3 separate regions of the Mus musculus genome follow, and all the other regions are linked to region 2. A link is a loop called in an ENCODE intact Hi-C map of the cell type or tissue named here. Cell type or tissue: heart. All regions are shown on one strand.

Region 1 (2,500 bases), 53 kb before region 2:
AAGGTAAAGAATATGAGTTAATTTCATGATTCTGACAATACTTCTATACTGAAATTATTACATAATAAATAAAAATTTTAAAATTACAATAAAAGCAGGAGATTATTGAAAGCATTTTTGATGCTCTAAAAATTTATAGGAAATCAGGCAGACTTAAATGCTAACATGTTCCCATATTCTTCTAAATATATTTTCTCCTAAACTATAATTTAAAACAAAGAAGTCCAATTGTGTTCTAAAAAAAATAGTCTTTTTGTTGTCTGCCAACATTAAAATAGCATTATCAAGGAGGTTTCATTATGTTTTTAAACACTGGACTTATGAGAGAAAATGAATTCTCTATATTACAAAAATCCTTAAGACCTTCTCATGAGCAAGTTTATAAGCAAGCATCCTGCACACAGTACCTGCTAGTAAGCCAATAAGAAGAATAATCAACAAAAAGGAGCAAAGTGCAAATTAATATTTATAAAAGTGGTGCACTTTATTTCATCATTATCATTACATTCCTGCCATTCTAAAATTCATTTTTATATATTTTCAAGCTTTACAAAGTGCTTTAAAATCTGCCATCTTATTCTAGTCTCCCCAAATACTTATACGAGGTGAACGGTATAACATCAATTGTGCAATAAATTTTATATCGATGATATCAAAACATTCTGGGGAGTTATGCAGGTGGAAGAGGGAACAAAGCGTGGAAGGTATGATAATCAGAATCACTTTTAAACATGAATAAATAACATTGTCAAAGAAGGAATTCAAAAGAAAATGATGCTTTCCCATTTTTAACAGGTTTTGAACAACAAATGCCGAGCAATTCGCCATTACGTTCACTGAGAACATGTCCTAGAAATCAATTAAAAGTAACAGGTCGGTCATTTAAGGTGCATCACTCTACAGGCTGAAAGAAGCACTGCTGCTTAGAGGGGAGATAGCCAAAGAAGCAAATGCAAGACGGCAGCATGCGCACTGGGCCTCGTAACTGATGAAGTAAAGTCTTAGAGAGCACACTCAGTAACACAACAGCCCTTTGTATCTCTACACGCTGTCTGGAGCTGTGGAACGGGGATGAGGTGGAGGAGAATCAGCCTGACAGCCTCCCTAGCTCTGTCTCTTCAGTCTGTTGTTTAAAACACAGCTTTCTCCATATGACCATAAAATTTTCTCATGTATAATTTAGTATTTTACATGGTTTCATGGTAAGCAGAAATGGGTACTATATGCTTAGTAGCACTGCAGTAAACACATTGGGTTTAATATAAGTGAATAGTCCGTCTCTCAAAATACTTTTAAGATGATAAGCTAAAATAACACTAGGATTTATCTCACAACTCAGAATTTTATCCACATAAGGCAGTATTTCCTTATTATCTCTTTCATGTGTGATATAACCAGAACCGGTATTTTCTCTTTATTATGAACTACATGAAAACATTTGTTAAGTAATAAAACATCAGCCAATCACTGACTTAACTTCACTATCAGTCAGTCTCATAAAAAGCCAAAAAATTCCCTGAACTTATGCTGGGTGGCCTATATCATTTAATAATTCAATTAGGATATAAACCAAACGTTTTACAGATGCAAAGAATATTGAGACTATTTAAGGATCCGAGAACATGTCATAAATCTTAATTACTCCAGAAGTGATGGTGGGAAGCATCATCCTTTAACTGGACAATAGACTCCATCCCCACACCCTCAGTGGGCAAGAGTGCTGCTGGAGAGTAACTGCGTCGCTGCCCGCCACGCTGCCCGAGATGCTGCCTGGGCAGCAGAAACTGCTCAGGAGGCTGTCTCGGGCTCCATCAGCCTGAGCAGCTACATAATGTCTGCTCAGACTGCTTTTGAACTATGTGTATGTCAAAAATAAGTAAGAGGTAAAATCGAATGAAACGCCATTCTTGTGACAAGTTAAAATCCCTTCACTTATCACAAGATTAAGAACTTTAAAAGGATGGGGAGAAAATATGTGGTATGCTGTCCTTAAAATATTTGCCAAGCAAATGTGTTTTTAAAAGACAGCCAACAATGGGAAAAAATGACAGTTAAATTCTAGTATCTTAAGAAGTAACTTCTGTAAGACAGCCTTTTTTTTAAGTTATCAATTAAACCTCAGACACATGAGATCCTATTATTCAAAATTGTAGTGCATCCTATGAACACATAAGCAGATTCTCAAAAGTATACATAGTAACATGATAGCTCTCGGAATATAAACTATACATTAAACTAAGCATGAGAGTATGAAGAAGAGTGGAAGAATTCTTTTTATACTTAGAAAATACAATGTATTTCCTGTGTGATGATACTTATTAACTATTATGCCAACCAGAGTCAAATGGTTCTAGTTTGCCAATCAAGTAGTCATATTTAAACAGTACAATATTATAAGCAAAATGAGCAGCTCAAGGATTAGAAAGAGCATTTAAAAGGTCCCAGTCTCTAAGAACTTAGGCTTAAGATTTATAGTCATTAAATTATAAAAATTATTACT
Region 2 (2,500 bases):
GCCGCAGCCCCCGCAGCCGCAACGGGGCTGCTTGCAGGGGGTGCAGGCGGGGACCCCGGCCCCTTTCCGCTTGCAAACCATCTCGAGGGCCGTGGCGGGCTCGGCCTGCGGCGGCGGCGCCGGCGGTGCCCGGAAGAGCTGCACGGCGGCCAGCGGTCCCAGGAAGCGCACGGGCCCCACGCCGGCCAGGAAGAGGCTCCGGCCCTGCTGCTCCCAGGCGGCGGCGGCGGCCAGCCCCAGCTCCTTGCAGCAGGACGCGGGCGACGAGGCAGCGGCGGCGGCGGCGGCGGCCGAGGACAGCAGGAAGCGGCGTGCGGCGGCGGCGCAGTCCTCGGCGGCCAGGGCCGCGTAGCGCCGCGCCAAGTGCTGCGAGGAGACGGCGGCGTAGGCCCCGTCCCGCGGCGGCGGCGGCGGTGGCGAGAGCGGCGGCTCCTCCTCTAGGCCGGCGGAGGCGGGCGCGCCGGGGCTGTGCACGATGAAGCAGAGCATGCAGGGCCCGCGGAAGAAGCAGTCCCGGCTCCGGGGCGCCGCGGGCTGCGGGGACGCCTTGGCCAGAGCCCGGCGGGGCAGTCTGAGGAGAGGGCGCCGGCGGCGACACCAGCTGCAGCAGCGAGGCCTCTTCTGGCTCGGGCGGTTACGCGGCTCCTTCGAGAGAAGGTGGCCCATATAGAAGGCCCCGAGGAGGGCGACCGGGACGGGGCGGGAGAGGGAGGCCCGAGGGGCGGGCTCCGGCGGCGGGGCAGGCCGCTGGCTGGGTCGCCCGCGCCGCGCACCCGGCACACGCGACGGCGGGGGTGGGCGTCAGCTGCGGGCCGCCCGGGTGCCCGACGCGGGCTACATGCTTTGCCCCCCGGGGAGCCGGGAGGAGGACGGGCGCGAGCTGTGGGGACGCGAGGGAGGGAAGCGAGTCTGCCGGCCAGGCCAGCCGGTTCAGTCAGTCAGCGCCGCGGCGGGGGCAGCGCGGGCCCGACTCGGACCATTTTAACTGCGGCTGGGCCGGCGGCGCGCGAGCCCGCGACACGGCCCGTCGCCGCGGGAGCGCGCCGCCCGCTCCGGGAGGGGGCGGAGCCGCCCGCGGGGGCGCGCGGGTCTCACCCAGGGGCGGGAGCGCCGCCGGGGGAGAAGCGGGGACCTCGGGGCTGCGCGCTGACGGGGCCGCGCACTCCCTCCGGCTGCACACGGAGGTGGCCTGGACGCCTCCGGGCTCACGCCCCTCTCCCGAAGCGGATGGAGACGCTTCCGAGCCAGCTGGGTGACATCCGTTTCCACGGCCGCGCTGACGTCTGGAGGTGTAAGTTCAAGAGCTGCCATTGGCCAGGCTCAGCTTGGCTCTTCCCCTTCACTTCCCACCCCACCATCGCCCTGACTCGGAAACTGAGGCCAATTGAGAACGGAAGAACCAGTTCCACCTGAGAGGCCTGAGCCCTTGGGTGATGGGTGACAGTCCAGTAAGGATCCGTTAGCTAGGTGACTACACTGATTCTACTCCTGTGTCTAGGCACCTGTTGCATACTGCTGCCTTTGCACACAATTGCGGGCTGAAAACATGTATCACGCTGAAAACAGGTATACACGCTGGAAAAAACACTCCAACATTCCAGGCTCCAAGCTCAATGTTACTGTTGTTTGACACCTTGAAATCCAGTCTGTCCACTCTGTGAATATTAGTGTGGTGCCCTTAGGACAGACTTTGGTGGCTAAGGTGGGGAACTAAAACATGCAAGTTGATCAGACTTCAGAAGTCTTAAGTTACAGTGATGACACAGGTTCTCGGATGGGGAGAGGTCAGCTTTCACAGGGGAGAAGGTAGGGAAAGTTAGTTGTCTTAGTCTCTTCTGCTGCTATAACAATGCTACATACAACAGTAAACTATGAAGAAGTTTATCTCGCTCTGGAGGCTTTGGAAAGTAGAATAACATGCAGTGTCAGCTAAGTGGCAGGGTAAAAGCGCCGGAAACTGTCTATCATTTTTTATCGGGAACCTACTCTTGTGGTAACAATTTGTTCCTGGAGGGCGGAACTCTAGTGTCCTCATCACCTCTTAAAGGACCCCCTTAGGAATGTTGCATGCATACTGTTAACAGTAGCAAATTTCAGGGTAAGTTTTGGAGGGAACTTTGAAACCATGCTAAGAGTCCAAAGCAGTGGATCAGGCAGTGGAGAGGACTTTAGAAAAAGTGTCAGTGGGGGGAGTGGCAGAAAAGAAACAAAGGCTGCGAAGAAATGAGGTGATTTGTTTCTGGCAGTTTCTACTCTTCATTAAAAGAAGCCCCACCCCTCCCTGCTGAAGAATATACTCCCTGGGTATATTCAAAAGCTACCGGGGAGAGAGTTGAGGATATCAGAATTTCAAAAACCAATGGGAAAAAGATTTGTCCAGATATTCACATATTTGTTACTCTCAAATGTGCTGTCTGAACTCCTTCACCTACGGATATCCCCCACATGCCCATGGTTCTTCTGCCTGTAATCGAGGAAAGGGTCTTCCAGGCTCTCAGAG
Region 3 (2,500 bases), 370 kb after region 2:
TCTGGGAATCACTTTCGGTTCTCTTCCATAAAAGACCTTTGGCAAAGATCTGTTTCTTTTCTGCATTGACAGTATTAATACACACTAGCGAAGATGATGTACTATCCAGCTTCTACTCTACTTCAGAGGTTGAAGTCATTTGTGTGGGAGAAATAATCTAGGGTTTTGTAGACAGAATTCTTGAATTTCATTCTTAGTTGCCATGTGGCTCTAACTTTTCTGTGAACACTTTTTCTGCTAGCATCAAGTAAAATTTCAGTTTACACAGAGCAAGCTGTACGTGTTACTTTTATGGCAGTAGTACCTTTGACATTGCTGTCCCATAGTAAATACTAACAGAGGAGCTGGAATGATAGTAAAAATACCGTAAGGTCCTTGTTTGTTTTGAAGTAGAAATAGTGAAACTAATTAGTAACGGGAAAAACCAATAGAAACATAGTTACAGGAAGCACTACTCTGTGTGGTTGTGTGAGCTACTGGGAAGACTGTATATTTGAATCTCAGGCCCAGATTTGTAAATTGCATTCTGGTAGCCACAGGAGAGATAATGTACAAACTTGCCATAAAAATGGAAGTTTTGTTTAAGCTTGGATTTGTGTAGATGGTAGGTGTGCACCATGTTGCACATGTTTTGGAGGGAGGGCAAAGGGATGACTAGTCATTCAATGTTCAGATAATGTATCTGAATAATCTAGGTACTTATACATACTGTTTGGAACAGTGTATTTTGTGATGGAAAAAGTTTGCAAATGTGAACTTAAAAAAAAGTCAACTAATTTAGAACCAATTCCTGGACTTTGCTTACTAGTATTTCATTAGGACTTAAAACTATCTTCATTGTTGTCTCATAGTGTTAATAAAAGAATATCTTAATGCAGACCTTCAGGTTTTTAAAAAGATTTATTTATAATTATATCTAAGTACACTGTAGCTGTCTTCTGATGCACCAGAAGAGGGCATCAGATCTCATGACAGATGGTTGTGAGTCACCATGTGGTTGCTGGGATTTGAACTCAGGACCTTCAGAAGAGCAGTCGATGCTGTTAACCACTGAGCCATCTCTCCAGCTCCGAGCTTCAGTTTCTAATAAAGGAATAAAAGTGGAAATGACATTAATTCAAATGCATAATAATTGTATTTTGTATCTTTCCTGTCTTAGGAAAGTATTGCACTTTTCTTCAACATTTGTGTCCTTTTCATTTTCAGAAAGATTTTTATATATACCTTTATCTACTAATTTCTTAAATTTTTGAGAGGTATGCATCAGAGTTTACAGATGAATAAGATAGATTTTCATTGCCTTAGGCATACTTACTGTGGTCAACCAGTTGTTTCATTAAGACATCAAAGGGAACAGGTCACAGCTTTAGGGCTTGGGTAGTGACTTGAGCTACCTTGGAAATGCTGAGCTGCTCCTTAGGGTTTCCCCCAGAGCTCCACTTTCCCTTCCTCTCCCCCCCCTCCCCCCGCCCCCTTACCTCTTTTATTCCCATTTTCATTTAGATCCCAGGTTGAGTTTTTTTCAGAATCGATTGAGAAAATACAGAGAAGAAACTTAGCAATAACTGCCATAGTTAGTGTATTGGAAAAGAACTAAAGCTTGCTGTAAGCACTCCACCACTCACCACAGCTTTACAGGGACATTCCAGTGAATCTGTATCTGCACCTAAGTTGTGGTGTAGCTCAGCTGCGGTACTCAGCCACTTCAGCATCTGGGGAAGCAGAGCAGAGGACATGTTAGAGCTGTAACAAAGAGATGAGGATAAAATAGCCACTTTGCTTATTCTGTCAGAATAAGTACACTTGTAGTTTCTCATGTATGAAGTTTACTAATGTGTGGGTCCCACATATGGGTTTTCAAGAGTTTTTGACATTGAAAACATACAGGTAAACTGAAGTTCACTTAGTATCTCTCTAAGAAAATACATTTTAACAAAAAATGTTTTCATTTTAAGGGTATTACATGTTCAGCTTTAAAAAATGTAATATCATGCATAACTTGTAATTTTTCTTAAATCTTCATCTGTACTACGACTAATATTCAGTCTATGTTATTACCATTCATTATAAGCTTGATATTATCTCTTTCCTCTGTAAGTATTAATTAAAAGCCTGGAAATTTTAATGACAGAGTTCCTTGCCAGGTTGGGAAAGTGTAGTGAAAAGAAGAACGGTTCATTTGGAAGCCATATAACTTGGGCTTCAGCTCCAGTTTCTCTTTTGTGGGATCTTGGACAAATTACTTAATATCATCAAATCATAGTTTCCTCTTCTATTAAATGAGTAAGATAAAATTACCTCATATGGTAGTTATGTAGAAGAAATGAGACAATGTAAGTAAAAATGCCTGAAGTTAGGAAGGGCTCAGCTTCTGTAGTCAGCGCTTGCATTGATTTGTATCTGTCCTGGTGTTGATAGGATTATTCTTTCTTAGTTTGTGTTCTTACTGTGAAGAAACACCATAGCCAAGGCAACTCTTACCAAAGAAAGCATTTAATTA

What was found. Peaks named below come from ENCODE experiments on the same cell type or tissue, not always from the same donor. Only the 100,000 strongest peaks of a DNase experiment are listed, where the experiment ranks them.
Region 1: a loop joins it to region 2, with 2.4 times the contacts of the local background. A loop is called at or near these places in 2 of 42 quality-filtered maps.
Region 3: a loop joins it to region 2, with 3 times the contacts of the local background. A loop is called at or near these places in 3 of 42 quality-filtered maps.

What each region holds. Positions count from the first base shown.
Region 1 is chr17:63,446,151-63,448,650 of GRCm38, forward strand. The region is part of intron 4 of Fbxl17 (F-box and leucine-rich repeat protein 17); the gene reads right to left. Among named protein-coding and RNA genes, the nearest start is that of Fbxl17, 53 kb to the right of the region's middle. In heart, no CTCF peak of the experiment used is centred here; no DNase peak of the experiment used is centred here.
Region 2 is chr17:63,499,352-63,501,851 of GRCm38, forward strand. It overlaps Fbxl17 (F-box and leucine-rich repeat protein 17), which reads right to left and starts at 1,229. Exons shown (of 9, transcript NM_015794.1): 1 at 1-1,229. The coding sequence starts at 666. In heart, no CTCF peak of the experiment used is centred here; DNase peaks (open chromatin) are centred at 190 and 1,170; H3K4me3 peaks cover 1,847 bases; H3K27ac peaks cover 1,800 bases.
Region 3 is chr17:63,865,446-63,867,945 of GRCm38, forward strand. All of the region lies in intron 1 of Fer (fer (fms/fps related) protein kinase), which reads left to right. Among named protein-coding and RNA genes, the nearest start is that of Fer, 2.7 kb to the left of the region's middle. In heart, CTCF peaks have their summits at 945 (motif pointing right) and 1,147; no DNase peak of the experiment used is centred here.